Regions from separate parts of the Homo sapiens genome. Here region 2 is linked to region 1. Evidence: chromatin loops called from intact Hi-C (ENCODE). Cell type or tissue: HepG2. All regions are shown on one strand. Links, peaks and the distances in the headings refer to the core of each region. The heading gives the core; the rest is flanking DNA.

What was found. Peaks named below come from ENCODE experiments on the same cell type or tissue, not always from the same donor. Only the 100,000 strongest peaks of a DNase experiment are listed, where the experiment ranks them.
Region 2: a loop joins it to region 1, with 8 times the contacts of the local background. A loop is called at or near these places in 3 of 110 quality-filtered maps.

The regions. Positions count from the first base shown.
Region 1 is chr5:135,983,828-135,995,084 of GRCh38, forward strand. No RefSeq gene overlaps it. Among named protein-coding and RNA genes, the nearest start is that of LECT2, 34 kb to the left of the region's middle. In HepG2, for the core only: a CTCF peak has its summit at 6,092; DNase peaks (open chromatin) are centred at 6,054 and 10,204.
Region 2 is chr5:135,888,734-135,899,990 of GRCh38, forward strand. IL9 (interleukin 9) reads right to left here and starts at 7,108. Exons shown (of 5, transcript NM_000590.2): 1 at 6,970-7,108; 2 at 6,822-6,857; 3 at 6,707-6,739; 4 at 5,287-5,418; 5 at 3,513-3,777. The coding sequence starts at 7,083. The coding sequence ends at 3,658. It overlaps LOC124901074 (a long non-coding RNA gene), which reads left to right and starts at 1,723. Exons shown (of 3, transcript XR_007058947.1): 1 at 1,723-2,068; 2 at 3,709-3,870; 3 at 6,965-7,415. In HepG2, for the core only: a CTCF peak has its summit at 3,266 (motif pointing left); a DNase peak (open chromatin) is centred at 6,228; H3K27me3 peaks cover 448 bases.

The sequences.
Region 1 (11,257 bases), core at 2,216-10,215:
GATATGCGGCGTTATTTCTGAGGGCTCTGTTCTGTTGCATTGATCTATATCTCTGTTTTGGTACCAGTACCATACTGTTTTGGTTACTGTAGCCTTGTAGTATAGTTTGAAGTCAGGTAGTGTGATGCCTCCAGCTTTGTTCTTTTGGCTTAGGATTGACTTGGCGATGCGGGCTCTTTTTTGGTTCCATATGAACTTTAAAGTAGCTTTTTCCAATTCTGTGAAGAAAGTCATTGATAGCTTGATGGGGATGGCATTGAATCTGTAAATTACCTTGGGCAGTATGGCCATTTTCACAATATTGATTCTTCTTACCCATGAGCATGGAATGTTCTTCCATTTGTTTGTATCCTCTTTTATTTCCTTGAGCAGTGGTTTGTAGTTCTCCTTAAAGAGGTCCTTCATATCCCTTGTAAGTTGGATTCCTAAGTATTTTATTCTCTTTGAAGCAATTGTGAATGGGAGTTCACTCATGATTTGGCACTCTGTCTGTTGTTGGTGTATAAGAATGCTTGTGATTTTTGTACATTGATTTTGTATCCTGAGACTTTGCTGAAGTTGCTTGTCAGCTTAAGAAGATTTTGGGCTGAGACAATGGGGTTTTCTAGATATACAATCATGTCATCTGCAAACAGGGACAATTTGACTTCCTCTTTTCTTAATTGAATACCCTTTATTTCCTTCTCCTGCCTGATTGCCCTGGCCAGAACTTCCAACACTACGTTGAATAGGAGTGGTGAGAGAGGGCATCCCTGTCTTGCGCCAGTTTTCAAAGGGAATGCTTCCAGTTTTTGCCCATTCAGTATGATATTGGCTGTGGGTTTGTCATAGATAGCTCTTATTATTTTGAAATACGTCCCATCAATACCTAATTTATTGAGAGTTTTTAGCATGAAGGGTTGTTGAATTTTGTCAAAGGCCTTTTCTGCATCTTTTGAGATAATCATGTGGTTTTTGTCTTTGGCTCTCTTTATATGCTGGGTTACATTTACTGATTTGCATATATTGAACCAGCCTTGCATCCCAGGGATGAAGCCCACTTGATCATGGTGGATAAGCTTTTTGATGTGCTGCTGGATTCGTTTTGCCAGTAATTTATTGAGAATTTTTGCATCAATGTTCATCAAGGATATTGGTCTAAAATTCTCTTTTTTTGTTGTGACTCTGCCTGGCTTTGGTATCAGAATGATGCTGGCCTCATAAAATGAGTTAGGGAGGATTCCCTCTTTTTCTATTGATTGGAATAGTTTCAGAAGGAATGGTACCAGTTCCTCCTTGTACCTCTGGTAGAATTCGGCTGTGAATCGGTAGCAATACTTTAAGGGACACTGGCAGAGAACTTTGCAAAACTAATAAGAGATATCAAAGCACAGATTCTAAAGCTCTAGGAACCCTAAAGAGAAATAAGAGGAAATCCACACTTAGGCACATAAGAAAATCTATTAAAAACCAGAGACAAAAGCAAGCAAACAAAACTTGTAAGTGCAGCCAAAATTAAGTAAAAACAGACTAAAAGTAGCCACTATTAGACTGACAGCTGTCTTCAAAATAGAAATAATGGGAGCCAAAATGTATTGGAATTATATCTTCAGAGTGCTGAAAAAATATAACCGCTAATCTGGAATCCTATAGCTACCAATAAATGTTTTTAAGAAGTGGTGACATGATAAATTTCAGAGAAACAAAAAATGAGAGAATTTGTCTCCAGAAGTCTTTCACTAAAGGAAATGTTGAAAAGCATCTTTCTAGGAGAAGGAAAGATTCCTTCTGAAGAGGAATGGTTTGAAGATGGGTGTCTGGAGATGCAGAAAGAAACAAAGAATGATAAAAATTGAATATGTCTGAGTGAATCTAAATGATTTGCAACTGCATAAAATAAAAATAATGTATTGTGGTGTTTAAAAGATATAACAATTAAAATACAAATAATAGCAGAGAGTTATATAAGTGTTTTATAAAATCATTGCATTATCCCACATGAAACAAAAACACCAATTAATATTAAATTTTTGATAGGTTGTAATGCATGCCATAATCTCTAGGATGAATATTAAAGGAATGACTTAAAAATCATATAAAACTCCCAATTAATAGAGGGGCAAGTGTAATATAGAAATAATCAAAAAGAGGGCAAGAAAGGAGGGACAAGGAAATGTAAAATAGGCAGGAAAATAGCACCTAATAAGACGGTAAATTTAGAAGAAAATATATCATTCTTTACATTAAGTAATTTGTTCTGTGTAATAAGGAGTCTGACTCCACTTTCTGATGTTTGCTGGCAGTTTTTGAGCCTCACCCTTCCCTCTTCCCTTTCTTCTCCACATCTGGGAAAGCTGATAAGAAACCAGGGTCTTTCCTGCTTTGGCACCAATAGGAGATTCAAATGACACAAGTCCCTTCCTGCATGGGACTCCTCACCCCAGATCAGTCCCTCAGCCACAGTCTCCTTTTCTGCTCTCTCAAGTCATTTTGAACCTTGAGAAGACTGACTAGTTCTCTCTTCACTGAGTTCTTAATTTCAGTTATTGTATTTTTAATTTCCAAAATTTCCATTTGATTCTTTTTTGGGGGGAGCAGGGGACAGGGTCTTGCTCTGTCACCCAGGCTGGAGTGCAGTGGCATGATCATAGCTCACTGCAGCCTCCAATTCCTAGGCTCAAACAATCCTCCCACTTCAGCCCCCCAAGTGGCTGGGACTACAGGCACAAGCCACCGTGTCCAGCTAATTTTTGTATTTTTTGAAGAGACAGGGTTTTGCTATGTTGTCCTGGCTGGTTTCCAACTCCTGGGCTCAAGCAATCCTCCTACCACAGCCTCCCAAGTAGCTGTGATGACAAGTGCACGCCACTATACCTATCTAATTTAAAAAAGAAAAAAAAATTGTAGAGACAGGGTCTCACTGTCTTGCCGAGCCAGGCTGTTCTCAAACTTCTGGCCTCAAGCAGTCCTCCAGTCTTGGCCTTTCAAAGTGCTGGGATTACAGGCATGAGCCACCATGCCTTTCTGATTCATTTTTATAATTTTTAGATCTCTGATAAAACTCTTAAGCTTCCCTTTTAATAACATAGTTATTTTAAAGTCAGTGTGGTGACTCTAGCTTCTGAAATTCTTATGGGTCTGTTTCGTTTCTCTAGTTTGTCTTATTTTTTTCTCGGGTTGCCTTGTCTTTCAGTGGCCCTGGTTATTTTTAATCTTGTGGGGACGTTGTATTTACAAAATGTCTGTAGAAATAGAAGACTCATAGGAGGTTATAATTCCAGAGAGGATTGTGGATTGTGTTTCCTTTTGCCAGACTCCTAAGCCTTGCAACAAGCCAGGATGAGCTCAAAAGAACTTCAGAGATGGAGATGACTGAAAGCTGGGCTATGGTCCCTGCAAAGGCTTACCTAGTTCTGTTTCCCCCTACTGCTGGGGTGTAGCCCTTCAGTGCCTCTATCCTCTTCCAACTGGCAGGCCCTGGATTCTACTAGCTGAGCCCTAAGCTACAAGAACTATGTTAAGACTTTAAGTCTAAGCTGTGGGTTGGATCAATTCCACTAGAAACTACTGAGAAGAATGCTCATCTCTTATCCAAAATAATTCATCTAATTTTAGCAATATACTCCTTCTCTCCCCAAGTTCTCATAATGTGGAAGTCCCTTTACTCAGCCCGAGGACCAGTGACTTCAACCAAGAGATTCAAGAAGATCATAGGCTTTACTCTACACACGTGAGCTTTTAAGACAGAAAGCTAAGTCCAGCTATGTGATTCTCGCCTGGTAGTAGACATCAGAATCCTTGTAAGGGTGTTGAACATACATATGTCTGGGTCCCATCCCCAGAAATTTTGGAGTCAGGGTGTTCCCGCAAACTCCCTGGAGTGGTTTTGATGCAAGTGGTCCCTAGTCCGCATCTTATCAAGTCCTTTTATAATTGTGTACTGAACACAAGAACCCTAAACTAGCTGTAATTGGAGCAAGTTTTCATCTTGGTTCTTCCATCAGCTCGATCTGAGAAGCTGGGCAATTCACCGTGTGTCTCTGAGTCTCTTTCGCCGACTCACCACCACTTTCCCAAATGTTCTGTGAATGAATGTAAGAAGTCAACAACCCTCACTATAGCCAGCCCTCAAACAGAAAGATTTGCTCTTTCAGTGTGCTTGTCTGCTGGCAAGTTCTAAGCTGAGATGCTCTGATATTTTTCTTATGCGTGAATGTCAATTAGGTTTATTCACAATAATATTCTTTGTGGCCAAGTGTGTGTTTTCTTAATTTTTAACTTTTGTGGGTACATAGTAGCTGTATATATTTATGGGATACATTAGCTATTTTGATACAGGTATACAATGCATAATAATCACCTCAGGGCAAATAAGGCATCTATCCCCTCAAGTACCTGTCCCTTGTATTACAAAAAACCCAATTATACTCTTTTAGTTACTTTTTAAATGTACAATTAAATTATTATTGACTATAGTCACCCTGTTGTGCTAGCAAATACTAGGTTTTATTCATTCTTTCCATTATATTTTGTACCCATTAACCCTCCCATCACCGCACCCCCCACTACCCTTCTCAGCATCTAGTAACCATCCTTCTACTCTGTAACTCGGTGGTTTCAGTTGATTTAAATTTTAACTCCCACACGTAAGTGAGAACATACAAAGTTTGTTTTTCTGTGTCTGGCTTATTTTGCTTAACATGGAACCTCCAATTCCATCCATGTTGCTGCAAATGACAGGATCTCATTCCTTTTAGAGCTGATAGTATTCCATTGTGTATATGAACCACACTTTCACTATCCATTCATCTGTTGAGGGACACTTACGTTGCTTCCAAATCTTCACTATTGTGAATAGTGCTGCAATAAACATACAAGTGCAGACATCTCTTCAATATACTGACTTCCTTTATTTTGGGTATATGCCTATCAGTGAGATTGATTGCTGGATCATATGGCAGTTTTATTTTTAGTTTTTGGAAAACCTCCAAGCTGTTCTACATAGTGGTTGTACTAATTTACATTTCCGCCAACAGTGTACAAGGGTTCTCTTTTCCCCACATCCTCGTTAGCATTTGTTATTGCCTGTCTTTTTGATATAAACAATTTTAACTGGAGTGAGATGGTATCTCATTGTAGTTTAGATTTGTGTTTCTCTGATAATCAGTCATGTTGAACACCTTTTGATATATCTGTTTGCCATTTGTATGTCTTATTTTGAGAAATGTCTATTCAGATCTTTTGCCCATTTTTAATTGGTTATTAGTTTTTTTTCCTATAGAGTTGTTGAGCTCCTTATATATCCTGGGGATTAATCTCTTGTCAGATGGGTAGTTTGCAGATATTTCCTCCCATACTGTGGGTTGTCTCTTCACTTTGTTGACTGTTTCCTTTGATGTGCAGAAGCTTTTTAACTTGATGTGATTCCATTTGTTCATTTTTGCTTTGGTCACCTGTGGCTGTGGGGTATTACTCAAGAAATCTGTGCCCAGACCAATGTCCTGGAGAGTTTCTCCAATGTTTTCTTGTAGTAGTTTCATCATTTAAAGTATTGGATTTAAGTCTTTAATTCATTTTGATTTTAATTTTGAATATGGCAAGAGGTAGGAGTCTACTTTCATTTTTCTGCATATAGATGTCCAGTTTTCCCAGCACCATTTATTGAACTGAAGGTTCTTTTCCCAATATATGTTCTTGGCACCTTTGTCAATAATGAGTTTACTGTAGATATATGGATTTGTTTCTAAATTCTCTGTTCTGTTTGATTGGTCTATGTGTCTGTTTTTATGCCAGTATCATGCTGTTTTAGTTACTGTAGCTCTGTAGTATAATTTGAAGTCAGGTAATGCCATGTGTGGTTTTAAGCCTTAAGGTCTCTCACCATTCAGGACCTGCACTGTCCCAGTGTCACAGCTCCTGAGAATGTGGAGTGCTGAGGAGTAGCACTTGCGACCCATTCGCTTATATTTGTTTGGAATCGTGTACACATCTCTGGCTGTCCAGGCACAGAGGACAGTCAGCTCTGGGAAGCTCTAATTATGACAAGGAGCTTAACTGATGAGGTTCTGGTTTCTGACCTTGGCCCCTTTTGAATTCTCTATGATCTGGCGTCACCAAGTGGTTGAGAGTTGCCCAGAAATTGTTGTCAATTCACGGTGGCAAATAGAGATAAAGAAATAAAAGCACGTTACATTTTCCTATTCCTTGCTCTATGCATGATTTATCATTAAGGAGAGTCGTTTATAAAAGAAAGCATTTATTTAGGTTTTGATGAAGTCAGCTTTTTGGAGGTTAAATATAAAAGAAGAAAGAAAAGGATAATGCAAGTAAAAGTGAACTGCTCATCACAGCTGGTTGTGGAGGTTGAGAAGTTGGTATCTAACTAAGTTAGAGGGCATAGTTGAGAAAATGCGAATATTTATTAAGCCCCTGCTCTGTGCCAGGCCCTGTGCTAGGAGCTGAGGATTAAGTGGTTACTCAACAGCAGCACCTGCCCTTCCCTTGTGGAGCTTAGGTTCCAGGCCAAGAGCCCTGGACTCAGCAGTGTGATTATGTGCTTAATGTCTCCGTTAGGAACTTGGGGAAGTACCATAAAGAAAAAGAAGGTGGTTCTATCTTAGCGCATAATGAGGGGACCTGGCCTAGGCCAAGGGTCAGGGAAGGCTTCTCTGAAGAAGTGATGCCTGAGCCAAGATCTGAAAGACGGGCTGGGGCGCTGGAGGTGCTGAGGGTGCTGGAGGTGCTGGAGGTGCTGGGGGTGCTGGAGGTGCTGAGGGTGCTGGAGCAGCGCCAGGGGAAAGGAGAGCCAGGCAGTCCAGGCACAGGGCGCAGCAGGCACCACGGCCCTGCAAGAAGACAGCCAGTGTGCCCCGAGGGACTGAGACAGAGCAGAAAATGTGGCGTCAGAGGAGCCGGAGGTGGGGCCAGGGGTGGGGAAGAGCAGAGAAGCCCACCCCGTAGGACTGCACACAGCGTAGGAAAAATGCTGAATTCTGTCTTAGAATAAAAGGGGAACCCACTGAAGGCGTATGGGCGGAGTGAAGCCACTGCAGCCGCAGTGAGGAGAAGAGAAGGGAGACTGGTGAATCAGGGCCAAGGAAGGGCCATGAGGGGCGTTTGGGAATCCGCGGCTGGGCTCAGCCTGGCAGCGGAAGTGGAGAGCAGTGGGCAGATGGCAGGGGCTTTAGGGAGGCCATGCAGGCAGCAAATCCCCAGGAGCACTTGTCGCCCCTGTGCTGCACTCCCTTGTAGTCTCTCCGTCACAGTCGGGCAGGGAGCATCAGACAGATATCTGGAGTCCTGACAGCCTCTCTCAGCAGCCAAACGCACAATTCAGAATTGTCAGTTCCCAAAGAGGCCTCCAAAGTGAGCGCAGAGAAGATATTGTCATTCAGCACAACACCGGTGTGTGAAGACACCAAAGGCTGCTCAGCAGCCCCCTGAAAGTGGCGCCTTGGGGTGACGAGGCTGCTGGCTCTTAGTGCCAGTCCAGGTGCAAGGAGAGCTGCCCCCACCTTCTGTGTGTGCCACAGTCTCCTCCCTCTCTGCCCTCTGCCCCACGTTGTATCACCTCACCTTTTCTAGCCTGAATATGGAGGCTCCCGGAGCTAGGAAAGAGTTCAGTACCCCCCAGCTGTTTTCTAAGGCCGATTGTGTCTCCACCCCTCCCAGGCTTCTCCACTTTATGTTTCCTCTCTCTGCATTATGTTTTTAGGCAGCCTTTTCTCCGGATTTCCCATCCGCGCTGAGAACAAATGACATGCTGATGTGTTCAATCAGTGTCATACGTGGTAGCTTTGAGAGTAAGTGCCAGAATGTGTCAGGGAAGCTATGGGATGGTGGAAGGTATCCATGGCAATATTGCCCTGTTTAGCAAACATGTGAAGAAAATTTATGCTGAGATAATCAAAAAGTAACTTAGAGGTACACTTTGGTAGCTCCAAGTTCAAAACCAGTATTTTCCGCTGGTTGACTGCAAGGCAAAAATAATACTCATGCACTTTGTGCCTTGAACTTTATGGCAATAGTGAAGCAGGCTTTCTCAGACCGGGATAATTATCACACTCTCACATGATTTTGAGGTGTATCCATAACTCATGACAACGTCAAATTTCATTTAGAACAAGTCTACACACCGTTTCCCTGCAGTAAGGTGCCCCTTGGTAATATCTAGTTCATCAAATATTTCATTTTTATTGTTGTTTTTCTTGCAAGTTCTGCAAGTATTTTAAGCTATAAACATGTGAAATCCAAAAATGCTTACTTAATGCAATTAGTATTTATAAAGAGTTGAGTCCTTGGCCCTCCTGCTCTTCAGTGAAGTTCCCAGTGTTTCCAGCAGCAGGTGTCTCTGTATGTCTTGCTGCATTCAGAATTACCTAGAGTTGATGCCTCTTGTCTAAACTTGGCCCAAGAAAAAAGATTAAAAGCAATAGTGTGGTGCAATTTTCTGGCAGAAAACAGAAGGACTGGTATCTTAGTCTGTTTGTGCTGCTATAACAAAATGCCATAAGCCATAAACTGGTGACTTTCAAATAACAGAAATTTTATTTCTCACAGTTCTGGAGGCTAGGGAGTTCAAGATCCAGGTGCTGGCAGATTCACTGTCTGGTGAGGGCTCACCTCCTTGTTCATAGAATGGAGCCTTCTTGCTGTGTCCTCATGTGGTGGAAGGGGCAAGCAAGTTTCCTTGGGCCTCTTTTCTCATTCACAAGGGCTCCACCTTCATGACCTAATCACCTCCCAAAGGCCCCATCTACTAGTACTATCACATTGGGGAAACAAATTCAGATCACAGCCACTGGTTTTCCCTCTGGTTTTGACATGTATTGTAAATTCCATTTTGATGTACATAAAATATATCTAAACAAATTCAGCTTTGACATAGGGGTTATCGGTTGCTCCAAACTTGTCTATCTAGGAATCATGTACTGCAAAGCTATGAAGATACCTCAGAGGATCTAAGTGTGGGAGCTTCCTAGGATGCAGAAGCATGTAGGCCAACCAGCTTCCAATGGTAAATGCAGTAAGCGATCCATCTAAATGACAAAGGCAACATGGTCTAGCTTTGGCACTGACTCTTTTGAATCATGCACAAGTCTCTCTGTATAAAACTAGTTGATAATATCTAACCTGCTTTTCATGATTCTTGTAATTACCTCAACGAGAAAAGTGATTGTCCGATTCAAGGCATGCTTGTCATTCTTCTTCATCTTATCATTCACTCCGCCACACTGAACCCCTGCTACTCTGAGGCAGTGTAAGCCAGGAGTTGGGGCTGCCGCTGCCTTTCTCCTGATGAACACCAATGGCGGGGCCTTCTGCACCCTTGGGCTCAGAGCAGGAAGAGAAGCGTGTCTTCTGTGTCTCCCCCTTCCTCAAGCCCCACACACACTCAGGGGGCACTTGGTACAGTCCCTGTTCTTCGGAGCACCCACCCCAAACCTCCCCTGAAATCAAAGATGGCTGCCCGACTAAGGAGGTGTTTTCAGTTATTCAGAACACCTAACCTCACTGAGACCAGCAGGGTTAAACAACCTGATTCTATGTCAGAACACCCTTCTCAGTTATTCAGAACACCTAACCTCATTGGATCAGCAGGGTTAAACAAACTGATACTATGTCAGAAAATCTAATTGAGTCATTGTTTGGCTTAAGTCATTTCTCATCCATTTATCCACTAGACCTCCCACAATGAACACTCTAGTTCTACGTCTTCATTTTCCAAGTTACAAAAGAAGAAGCAGAAGAAAATCTGGACTACGGCTCTTGAAGCTCTACTTGGTAACATGAAAGGGAGGATAAAAGCCAGGGAGCCAGAGGCCATCTGAAGCAGAACATCACCTACTTTATCTCAGAAGCACAGGCCTTTGTCTTCTGAATGACATTCTTCCTCCCTAGAAAATCATGTCTGGAAAATTCTTCCAAACAAGGCTCAAAACAATGACTTCAGATGAAACAGGCTCAAATGCATAAACACCAGCGAAACAGAGGATTTCGAAAATCTTTGCGTGTGTGCTGCCAACAAGTTCTTTTCTGTAATTCGTGGGATTTCAGGTTTAGCTCACATTTACCCCTTTCCTCGCAAATAAAAGTTTCTGAGGCTGCAAGCCCATGGGAGGCCACTGTCAAAGGCCCCAGGGAAGATCTCTACTACCAGCAAGAGGAGAAAGAGCTCAAGGCCACACTGACAGACAGACAGACATACAAGGTACTGTAAAGCTTTCTCCCTTGTGGCCCATTCCCCTCCTGTCCGGAAATGCCTGTGCACTCTGCTGAATGACTCATCCGAGACCAGACAATAATAAAGCAATCACGTTTGTTGATTAAAAATCAGCCTATCTAGAATATAAATGTTCCTTTCAAGTAGCTCTATTACTCTATCTGTGAAGCATGTGGGAAGTCTGCTCTGTGTCATTTTTCCATTAAAACGCAGTCCTAACAGGAGAATTCCAGCTACCCTGCAACATCTGCTCCAAATTTTCCTATGATTTATGTGACCATGAGGCCAGCTCCAAGTATACATATAAATAGGTTCTGCGAGGGATCTTGTCCTATATACAAGTAAAAGTAGAAAGATTGGTATTTAATTACATCATCAAATTTGTTTTAGATCTTGGAATGTCACATTGTCAACCAGATGTCCATATATCCAAATTTATTATTTCATGTCAGTGAGACATAAGAGTGCTTTAGTTGTATATGTTCATTGTAATTAATTCTGAACATTTTACATAAGTTATTTCCATAACAACTGTGGGCAAGAGAGAAGAAGCAGATTCTAGTAACTAACTCTGCTCTATAGCTGGGGAAACTCAGTGGCCCCACAGCAACTCAAACAACCAGCCCTCAATTCTTTTGACCCTTAGCTTACTTTTTAGTGCATAGTTTCATCTCAAAGTTATAACATTTTTTAATAAAATAATAAGTAAGAGGAAATACTGTCGTATTTGATGGGGGAGGTTGCTAAATGATAATGACACTTGGATGTCAGGACATTCCATGTCAGAGTGGCCCTCTCCTTTTGCTGGGAATTTTCTGTCAGCACAGTCTGAGTACTGTGTTGGGGGTGGACTGCCAGGGCTCTGTGGTGCAAGTAAGGAGGCTGTGCCCCTATTCTAGGTAAGAGGCTGTAAGAGCTTGGATTTGGATGCTTGGGTGATGAAAGTGCAAATGAAGGACAAAGTCTTCTTCAAGGGAGATGTAGAAGGCAAAATTGAATGTACTTAAGGAGGATGAGGGTGAAGATGGTGAGAGAGGTGGCTCACAGGCTCTGGAA
Region 2 (11,257 bases), core at 2,139-10,138, 95 kb before region 1:
ATTTTTTCCTTCTCCACCTTCCCCTGGGGTTGACTTTAGATCTGGGAGGTTTGGGATTTAGGGAGAGGCTTCAGGGTCCTGGGAGGTGCTCTGTCCTACCCTGGTGTTCTTCCTGGCTAGTCCTGGGCATGGCTTTCCCTCCAGGGTGGCTTCTGTATAAGCATCTTCAGTCCCATTTGGTCCCTGTCCCGTGGTCCGAGCCTGACATATGTGCCCATCCCAAGGCCTCTCCAGCCTTACCATCCTCCAAGACACATCAGTGCCCCTCTCTGCCCTGTGTGAAAATCTTTGGTTTCTCCGTTGAAACTATTCAGGGGGCTGCATCAAGCCCAGCTTCCTAGGGCCAGTGGGTGGTCCTCCCTATACCACACCTTAGGTGTGGTGGCAAGAGGCATTCTCTTTTCGTGTCATCTCCCAGGCCATTCAGGGGATACAGCTCATGTGCCCTTCACTCTTGGTTTTCTACCCTCCCCAGGAGTTCTGCCCTCTACCCCGAGGCTCTGCTGGGGGCCAGGCAGAGAGCTCTTCTCCAGGGAACTCAATAGTGTCTGCCATCATCCTCTCCTCTCGGACTTCTCTTCCATAGTCCAAGGAGTTACTTTCTATCCCAGGGCTAGGAAGGTTACCACTGGAAACTCTAAAGCCAAGAATTAACTTCTGTATCAATAACCTCTATACCAATAAGTGCAGAAAATACATCAGACACAGTCCAATCTCATTCATGATAAAAGTGCTCAACAGACTGAGAATAAAAGGGAATTTTCTCAGCCTGATACTGAGCATTTATGAAAAGTCCACAGCTCACATCATATTAATATTTAATCGTGAATGACTGGATCCTTTCCCACTAAAATCAGGAACAAAACAAGAATGTGTACTCTCACCACTTCTATTCAACATTGTATTGGAAGTTCTAGCCAGAAATTAGCCAAGGAAGTGAAAGAAAAGGCATCCAAGTTGGAAAAAAAGAAGTCAGTTACCTCTATTTACAGATAATATGACACAGTTTAAAAAGTGAGGGTTGTGCAACCTGCCAATGTACTAAAATATATTGAATTATACGCTTCAAATGGATGAATTGTATTGCATGTGGTATATGAAGCGTATCTCAATGAAGCCATCTGTTTGCTGTTGTTGTTGTTGCTGCTGTTGTTGTTGTTTGTTTTTTTTTAAGACAGGATCTTGCTCTGTTGCCCAGGCTGGAGTGTAGCGGTGCAATCATGGCTTACTGCACCCTCGACCTCCTAGGCTCAAGTGATCCTCCCATCTCAGACTCCGAGTAGCTGGGACTACAGTTGCATGTCACCATACCCAGCTAAGTTTTGTATTTTTCATAGAGACTGGGTTTCACCATATTGACCAGGCTGATCTCAAATTCCTGGGCTCAAGTGATCAGCCTGCGTCAGCCTCCCAAAGTGCTGGGATTTTAGGCATGAGCCACTGTGCCTAGCTAAAGCCATGTTTTTAAAGTGATAAAAATAAAGAATGAAGACCTTTAGGTCCTCTTTGAGTTTCTGCTGAGGCCTTCCTTTGCAGAGAAAGGGAGGTCTTGGTCTGGGGTCAATGAAGCAGAGTGACAATGTGACAATGGGAGGAGAGGAATTGTGAGGTTTGAACATCACAGCATCTTCCTGCTTCAAACTGGGTGGATGTAAAGAGGGAGGGATGGATGGATAGATGGGCAAGCTAGCTTTATGGCTGGCCACATCTTGGCCTGCAGTGTGTGCTTTGATCTGGAATCTGCTGGAAACAACTCTGCCTGGGGCCTGGCAACCTGGAGAGGGTAGCAACTTCACTGCTTGTGAGCAACGTGCTTCTGGCCAAGTTATGCAACCTCGTTGGGCCTACTTATCTCATTTGTGCAGTGGGAAAAATTACATACAACAATTATATAAATATCTCATGGGGTTGTTGTGAGGATCCAACCAGATATTCTACAAAATAGGCTTAGAGGACTGCCTGGTACAGAGTAAACAATAAATATTAGTTCTCCTTTCTCCAGGGTGGCTTCTTGATGAATCTCAACTCTCCTGGCACAGAGAAGATGGTAATTATAGCACACTTTACTGTAAGTGAACCCTCCTTGGAGCTTGCCTGCAGGAATGAACACTGCAGGTTATGTGACTTTTGCAGAAAAGCCTAGGGAAAGCACCAAGCTATGCTGGTGATTAATCTGCATCAGTGAGTGGAAGCTCGTCTCTGCCCGTCTCCTCTGGCAAGACATTGCATTTCCGAGTTATATTCTGAAACCATCACCAACCATCAGTATCTGTCCCTGCTGGGATCCTGCTTGGGCTGGTGTCTCCCCATGCCACAGGTGGTAAACCACATAGTGTCACATGATTCAACTATGTCTGGCGCCAGTCATTCAGAAAACCCACATGGAGGAGAGGAGAAGAGAAGGCCCTTCAGCTGTGATCTGGAACTCCATGTGGCTGGCTGTCCAGGAAGCTACAGAAACCTTTATCCCTCCTGGAGACACCCAGCCCAGCCCCACATAAAATGTCTTCGTAAGAGTGCCCCCCACCCCCACCTCCCTTGTTAAATAGGGCATGAGCTAGAGAAAGGCTGTTTTGTTAATGCAGCTTACTAATTTCTTATCATTATTCTGAAATCCAAACAGCTGCGAAAACTCAAGATTTGTTAGGACTCATTTGGCTGCAAAACCTGACCATTTCAGTGACTGTTGCAGAATTGATATGTTTAATTATGGAAACTTGCCCCAGGCCCTGCTGTGGGTGTTATGTAATATATGGCACGTGGATTGTTTTAACTTTCTAAAAGGCTAAAAAGCTTGAATTCTGAAACCTGACTCCCTAGGTTTCTGGATATGAGAGTGTGGACTGGAATTATGATGGGTCTATTTTACCCTCAGGCTGTGGTTGGAAGAAGCACAATGCACACCCTTGGTATAAAGAGAATAAGAAAGGGGCAGAATGCAAACAGCAAAGGGTTTGGAAGCAGAGAGCACGAGGGGTGAATCCTTCTTCTAAATCTCACCACCTGTGGGATCTTGGGAATGCCATGCAGACTTTCTAAGCTTTGGTTTCAGTATATATAAAACAGAAATGCATAATAATAATATCTACTTCCTACCATAACTAGTGGGTTAAGCACTTAATTATTAAGCATTTATTCTGCATGCCCACATTCTTGAGCAGTCTCCCACTTCCAAGCTGCTGCCTTCTCCTCTTTCAGGCACAAGGCCAGTTTCTCAGGACCCTAGCCCTCTTAGCAGTGTCAGACATGCCTTCAGCCTCCCCTAGTGGCAACCCTCAGATGGTCCTCATAGACATTCTTTGTAACTGCTCCCTGCAGCCCTCCTGCAGCTCCAGCCACAGCCTATGAGCCTGAGGGTCTGTATTCAGCATCAGGAGTCTTATCACAGAGACTCCTACAGGAGTCTCTGATCTATTCTTCCCCTTAACAACACTTGTAGCTTTCTTTGTTCTGAGCAGCAAGAAATGAATAATTGCCAAGAGACCAGCTCATGTTGTTTTTTCCACATATGTATTTATTTCAAAATAAAGACATACAATGTTAAACAAATAATCACAACTGATACTGATTTAGAGTAGCTTACTTGATTTTTAAATTGTAGCAACTTAAAGAGAAAGCTTTTTAAATTTAATAAATAGGATAAATAATATTTCATCTTCATATCTTGCCTCTCATCCCTCTCATCTTTTCTTTCTGGAAAATTTCCAGAAGACTCTTCAGAAATGTCAGCGCGTTGCCTGCCGTGGTTTGGTTGCATGGCTGTTCACAGGAAAAATACTGTGGGGATGAAAGTTGATAAGGACAGAGTGACTCAAATGATGTAGAGCCAAGCAGCCCCAGAAGCCTACCTGCCAAGAGCCAGAGTCGGTGGTGAGGATTGTGGGGATGGGAAGGGAAGTGGCTTGAGACACAGAGCAAATAGGTGGGCAGGTCCAGGCTAGCTCATGTGGTGTAAAGACAGCATAGGTGGTTGACCTCAAATTGGATTTCAGGGGTCTTTACACACACACACACACACACACACACACACACACACACACACACACCCCTATTAAGTGGCCCTAAATCTCTGCATTAGAGAAAGCCTTTTCTGGGGACTCTTTGAGGCCTAAAATTGTATCATTATCCTTTTAGGTTGTCTTTCCAAGGTCATTTGACAGTACAATGGCTAAGAGTGGGGCTCTGAGGTCATATAGGCCTGAGTTCAAATCTCAGCTCTGCCACTTATCAAATATGCAGCCTTAGGCAAATTAGTTAACCTCACTGAGAGTAATAAATTGAATAATTGTCCCTAAGGTATGTATTTATTCAGTGAGACAGCATATATTAAGCACTTAGAACTAGATGCCATTGATGGTAGAAACGCATGCAGCTAAACAGCTGAGCTCAGGGCTTTCAGCCTTCTAGGATCTTGTGTGGAGATGCTAATACCCAAAAAACAGAGGGAGGTCACCTCTACCCAACTTGCCATCCCAGTCTGCTGTCAGGGACTAGGGTATATGCTGAAGAAAAGAATGTGTGGATGGGCATTCAGGATGAGTAGCAAGCTTCCACCTTGACCTGGGTGCATTGCCCTTTAAATACCTCCTTAATGCAGGCCAGGCATGGTGGCTCACACCTGTCATCCCAGCACTTTGGGAGGTCAAGGCGGGCAAATCACTTGAGTTCAGGAGTTGGAGAGCAACCTGGCCAACATGGTGAAACCCCATCTCTATTAAAAATACAAAAATTAGCCAGGCATGGTGGCACGCACCTGTAATGCCAGCTACTCGGGAGGCTGAGGCAGGATAATCACTTGAACCCGGGAGGCAGAGGCTGCAGTGAGCTCAGATGGCACCACTGCACTCCAGCCTGGGCAACAGAGCAAGACTCTGTCTCCAAAACAAAACAAAACCTCCTTAACCAACAGGAAAAAAAAATCCCTGTTAACAACATCCATTCAGTTAGTACATTGAATCTCTAGGATAATTTAGTATTATGTGAGCTACATCCCTGATTCTCTAGATTGTAGCTTCTAATTACACTCAGAAAGGATTCTTTCATTATTCCATAGTAGAGAGAAGTAAATGGCCTCGTCAGGAACAATGATCTATCTCACTTTAATTCTATTGTTTCAGTGGATCTCACTTTAATTATATTACTTCTGATTAAAATTCTTAGATGTCTTTTATCAACCTTGAACTACCAATTCCAACTTTATCATCCTTTTGTGTTCAAACAGGGTTGGCATCACCATTCACATAGAAATCACCAACAGGAACATATCACATATGAAAACAAACTTACTGGACACTTGTTGTTCTTTAGTACTTCAACTGATTTTTTCACCCGACTGAAAATCAGTGGGTATCTTGTTTGCATGGTGGTATTGGTCATCTGAGACAGTCTCTCACTGAAGCATGGTCTGGTGCAGTTGTCCTGGTAAATAGTAAGGATTTATTCAAAGAAATATTCTGAGGACAGCTTTGGAAATATATCACAAAGAGCAATATAATAGAGATGATTTTTATTTAATCACCATTACTCAAACTTGCATTATTTTTAGACAGGTCCCTTGCCAATGTAGGAAGTGATCTCCCGTATTTAAAGGGGATGCCATTTTTCCACAGTGACATCCCCTGGAGGAGACTTCCTGTATGTTACATCCAGGAAACATGAGGGCTCTGGGCCCTGAAATAGTCGGCTCTGAATGTTCTTTTCAACGGGTGCTTCCCGGCTTCAAGGCTTGTAAGTCTGAAAGTGCAGAGTGAGGAAAAGCCTTTTCACACCAGCTAATGGGATGTGACAATTGAATGCAGCTGGTATTTCAGCAGCAGCTAAAAACATGGACGGTACTCCAAGGGACAGGGGCTGTGCTGTCTGCCTGGTTCCTGCCCAGAAGGCACTCTATCCTCTTCTCATCTAATGGATGGACCGCGATGGGTGCGATGTCTTACCCTAGCCAGGGCAAGAAGCTCAGATTCTTCAGATTCTCCCAGGCCTTGCATGAGAAAGAATAAAGCACTGCACCTTGGAGAAGTGCCTCCTCCTCACCCTAACCAGGAGTTTGAATTAGGAATCAGAACTTTCCTGCCACCCATCCTTCCTGCCGTAGTGGGCAGTGGCCCTCTGGAAGCCCTCCTTCCACTCACAACCTCAGATCCTCTACCTGCCCAGAGGGCAGCATTCAAACCAACAGTCACTCTAATCAGCTAGACAGACAACAGGGTGGTGGGGAGGAAGGGAGGAGGCAGGGAGGGGGAGGTATAGCGCATAGATCATTCATGACAGATGAAAGATAAGGAGTTGTCATTTTATTTACATTGTTTCACAACTCTAGAGTTATCAGTAAATGAGTTAGAAAGCAATATGATATGAGCTACAGCAATTATTATATCCTTAGTTCCAGTTTTATTTAATTGTGCACATGGCCACCTATCTAAAAAGATATTCAGGATTCTTTTTTTAATGTTGAAAAGTGTTCAAACTTCTCAAGAGGCATAAAGTTAATTAAATACAAAGAAATGTTCATAATATAGGATTTCAAGATCGTAGTTTTAAAAGGGAATAATTTGTAACAATGTGGTTTTAACAGGGAATACTAATCTGTAACAATTAAATTAAGCAACAATGTATAACATTAAATATTAAATAAAGCAACTTATTTTTACTTAAAAACAAACCAAAAAAATCCAAGGTCAACATTATGTTATTTCACTATACTTACAGAGGGAATGCCCAAACAGAGACAACTGGTCACCTGCAAGGGAAATTTCAGAGTGAAGATTCCAGATGTGAAAATTAAAATTAATTTGGAAAGTTCTTAAAGAGCATTCACTCACATTAGCACTGCAGTGGCACTTGGAAGCTGGATCTTCCTAAAGTAGATAGAGAGATAAGAACCTTTAGTCAGCCCCGAGTTTTTTCATCCTCATACATATTTCACTTTGTCAGTAGCTGTCTTTCCCATGGGCTCCCCCTGCAGCCTACCTGCATCTTGTTGATGAGGAAGTTGATGTCCAGGATCCCCGCCAAGGTTGGACACCCCTGGCCTGCCACGGAGCACAGGAGCAGGGCAGAGGTAAGGACCATGGCCAGAAGCATCTTGACAGCGGACTGGAGCTCGCTTGCAGACACCTTCAAATCGAGTGGTATTTAAAGCTCCCTCTCAAACACGGAAAAACCCTGACATCAAACTGATACCAAGAGCCCACTTTTTCTCTGTAAGTTGGGGCCACTTTATACTAACAAACAAAAAAATCAAACTGAGTCACTTGACAGAGATGATGCTGTGCCAGGAAATATCATTCCTCAGAAAAGATGATTTTCAAAAAGTTGAGTACTGAAATGCTGAAGGAAAAGTTAAAGATCTAAAAACCAAGAAAAAAAATTCAAAGACAGGGATTCTGGTTGTGAGAGTTAGAATACTTTCCATGAACGCCCAGGTCTGTATTTTCCCTTTTTACATTATGGGAAATGCTGATATAATATAGCCAGTCATGGGTGTTCTAACGAAGGGGGGCCTGGGGAGACAGAGCGGGTTGGGGGAGGGTGCATGATATTGCAGAACTTCACTTATCTCTGTTGGGGTTTTCCTTTAGTAATTGCAACCTCAGTCTTACTATGCTTTATTCCCAAATCTCAATGTTTTTCATACCCAGGATGAAGTTTGCCACCTAATGCAAATGCATCTTAGAAGTATCCCTTTGTGCAAGTGTCTGAAAGAAGAAATGTTCAACTATAAGCACAAGAATGCGGCAACCATGCTTGTTAAAATTGGCCTTGAGGACTCCTCAGTATCTTTGGAGATCTTATATAACACTGTATGACATCAAGTAAAAACCCAGCACTTGAAAGAGTATAGTAGCTAACATTTACTGAGAACTTACTACATACTAGTAACATTTCTTTTTTTTTTTTTTTTTTTTTTGAGACAGAGTCTCCCTCTGTCACCAGGCTGGAGTGCGGTGGCACAATCCAGGTTCGCTGCAACCTCTGCCTCCCGGGTTCAAGCGATTCTCCTGCCTCAGCCTCCCGAGTAGCTAGAATTACAGGCACCCTCCACCACGCCCGGCTAATTTTTTGTATTTTTAGTAGAGACGAGGTTTCACTATGTTGGCCAGGCTGGTCTTGAACTCCTGACCTCGTGATCCGCCCGCCTTGGCCTCCCAAAGTTCTGGGATTACAGGCATGAGCCACTGGGCCTGACCATACTAGCAACATTTCTAAGTACTTTACATGCATTAAGCCATGTAATACACTCGGCTGCCAAATGAGGTGGGGAGTAATTTGTCATCACCATTTTTTACCCTTTAAAACACTGTCTACATCTTAGCTTCCTGGCCCTTCAGTATGGCTGTGTTTAATCACTATGAGTCAAAAAAGCAATCTCAGTGTAACTCTATGAAGTACTATAATTATTCTTATTATCTTACAGATGGAGAAACTGAGGCATAGAGAGGCAGGTAATTTGCCCAAAACCACAAAGCCAGGAAGCCGCAGAATTTGTATTCAAGCCCAGAAGTCTGCCTCCTGATTTCAGCTCTTAATCCTCCTGAACTCCTGTTTTTCTGCAGATCTTTTATCTGCCTCTCCCACCAGGATATATACTCCAGGGCTTTATGGGTCCAGTTCACCCCTATATTCTCAGCACTTAAGGAGGTGCCTGGGGAACTGTGGGCACTCACTAAATGCTTGTTGAATTAAAACACTAATTTGAAAAGTAGTTCTTGAAATACGAACTTCCTACTTCTGGGATTTATAAGATTTCAAATCTGATTTCTAGGATACATATTTGGAGGTATGTGCAGGTAAGTAAATATAGCTTCTACACAGTAGATTGAAAAGGTGAGGGGTTCTTTAGCTTAGCACTCTGAACTATAATAGCCAGTGGGGACAAACTCATAAGATTTCCTCGCCTCCACTGTAAGAGTATGGCAATACTGTTTTTTTTCATTTTGTATTGTTTCTTAGGAGTGATGATGGCTCGTCAGTGTTCCACTGCACTATGGGGAAGGGAGTGTCTTGGTGGTAAACAAGGTAAAGAGAAACAGGTGTTTTGCTAAATTCCCTTAAGCCATCCCACATCTCTGACTTCCATCCCTGCTCTTTGCAGACACTGAAGAGAAAACTCAAAGGATTCCCAGCCTGTGGCAAACACTTTTGTTACAAAGCACTGGATGTATGCCTTTTTCTTGATGGTAGAATTCTGATTAGTTTGGGGTACCAATGTATCCAGCCAAACACCCACATTTTCAGCCTCTTTTGCTGCTACATGTAGCCATGCAGCATGTTTCGATCAATGCAAAGTATGTAAAATTATTTTGCTTTCCTGGTAATAGGAGACAAAAGTGGCTGAACCCTGTCTTTCCCCTTAATTCCAATTTGGGTGTGATGGCAGGAGCTTCAGCAGCAATATTATAACTATGAAGAAATGGACAAGAGAATTACAGCAATGGCAACACTAACATTTTTCATAAATAGCAAATATTCAGAAAGGCAATAAAAAATAAAACCATGAGACTAACAAGAGAAGTAATAATAATAGTACAACAGTGATACTAAAATTCTAGCTAGCTATCACTGCCTACTGAGGATCCTGAGTTATAAAACCTGTTCTTGTTTAAAAAGAAAAGAAAAGAAAATTAGCATGCTTTGGAGAGATTTTAAAGATACATTACCATCAGACTAAACCTCCTTCCCTGACATTATTGGAAGACTTGAGAGAGATGTGAAAAGGCAATCATCTTTTCATTCTGTGAATCAATATTATCTGATGCTCTCTGTGTGAACCGTGGAAATCATTTCACCTGCCATCGGGTATGCCTTTCATATTGAGGAAAACACCACCCCACCCCTCCTGTTGTACAGATGGGGGCTTTGCCCAAGAAGAGAAAGCCACAGCTCTAGTTTCTAGCAGGGGATAGTACAGTGCAGTGGTTAAGACCGGTGACTCTAGAATCAGAATGCCTGAGTTCAAGTCCTGCCTCTATCACTTGCTAGCTCCATGGCCTTGGGGGATTGCTTGGCCTCTCCCAGCTTCCATTTCCTGACCGTAAGTGAGGATGGTGATGTGGAAAGTGGGAATGGGGATCTAGGGATGCAGTTGCAGTTGTCAGTTCTCACTCACTCGTAAGTGAGGATGGTGATGTGGAAAGTGGGAATGGGGATCTAGGGATGCAGTTGTCAGTGAAGGCTCCCCTCAGGGTACTCCCATAGAGATTAAAAGAAACAGCTGCTCCATCCCTAACTTGGTTTAAGTGGCATCCGGTTTGAAGTTTGTTAGGGCAAAGCAGCCGAGGTTAGCGGTCAACAAACTGTAATCCACTTTTCAGGTTGAAGGTAAGGTCTACAAGCTAAGAACAGTGTTTACCTTTTTAAGGGTTCAGAGGGTTAAAGTTTATAAAGAAATAATTAACAAATAAAAACAAGCATGTGTGATAGAGACCGTATGTAGCCCGTAAAGCCTAAACATTTATTATCTGGCCCCTTTACAGGAAAAGTTGGCCACCCCCTGGCTGAGTTCCCACACCCCACCCCACATTTTCTGAAGACATCAACTATTATCCTCCAGTCCTGGGAAGGGTAGAGCTAGGGGTTGGTTGCTCAGGTGTCTCTTCTCCCTTTCCCCATCTGGTTATTTAGGTCAGGTATCTGTACAGAGGGAAGGGAGCAGGGGACCTGGGCCACAGACTGCCAGATTATCCGAAGTGTTGGGGGCCTGCCATTTCCTGAGGCTTTTTGTGGAGTGAGCTCGCTGGTCCAATGAACCAAAGATCTTCTCTCAATGAAACCCGGTAGCTGCAGCAAAGATATCTCAGGCAGGCTCTGGTTTACTAGGAAAAGTCCCACATTTTGAAGTTAGGAGAAAAGTGAATGAATTAACAAGTTAAGTCTTGGCTTGACCAGCAGGCCTTGGGTCACCCACCTTCCCTGCTACCCTCAGGAGCTGGCTCAGGGTCAAGTGATCCATGGCCACTGGTGTTCCTTGGGCAGGTTACTTACCCTTTCCATGCACCAATGCACCCCCAGTGCTCACTCACTTAGAGAAAGGAATGTAAGCCTTCACCCAGCCCTTCCTCATGAAAGAGAGGAGTGCTCCATTTGGGATATACTCTCAGGAATGAGGCATGTTTCTGTTTGGAAATGTGGTCTGGTCTGGTCCAGGTGCCTCGCTCTTTGATACCCCCTCATTACTACCCTCCCGTCACATCAGTTTCTTTTCATTTCCATCCTCCAGGCCTTTACCCTTGCTAAGCTTGGCCTGCTGGCTCCTTCC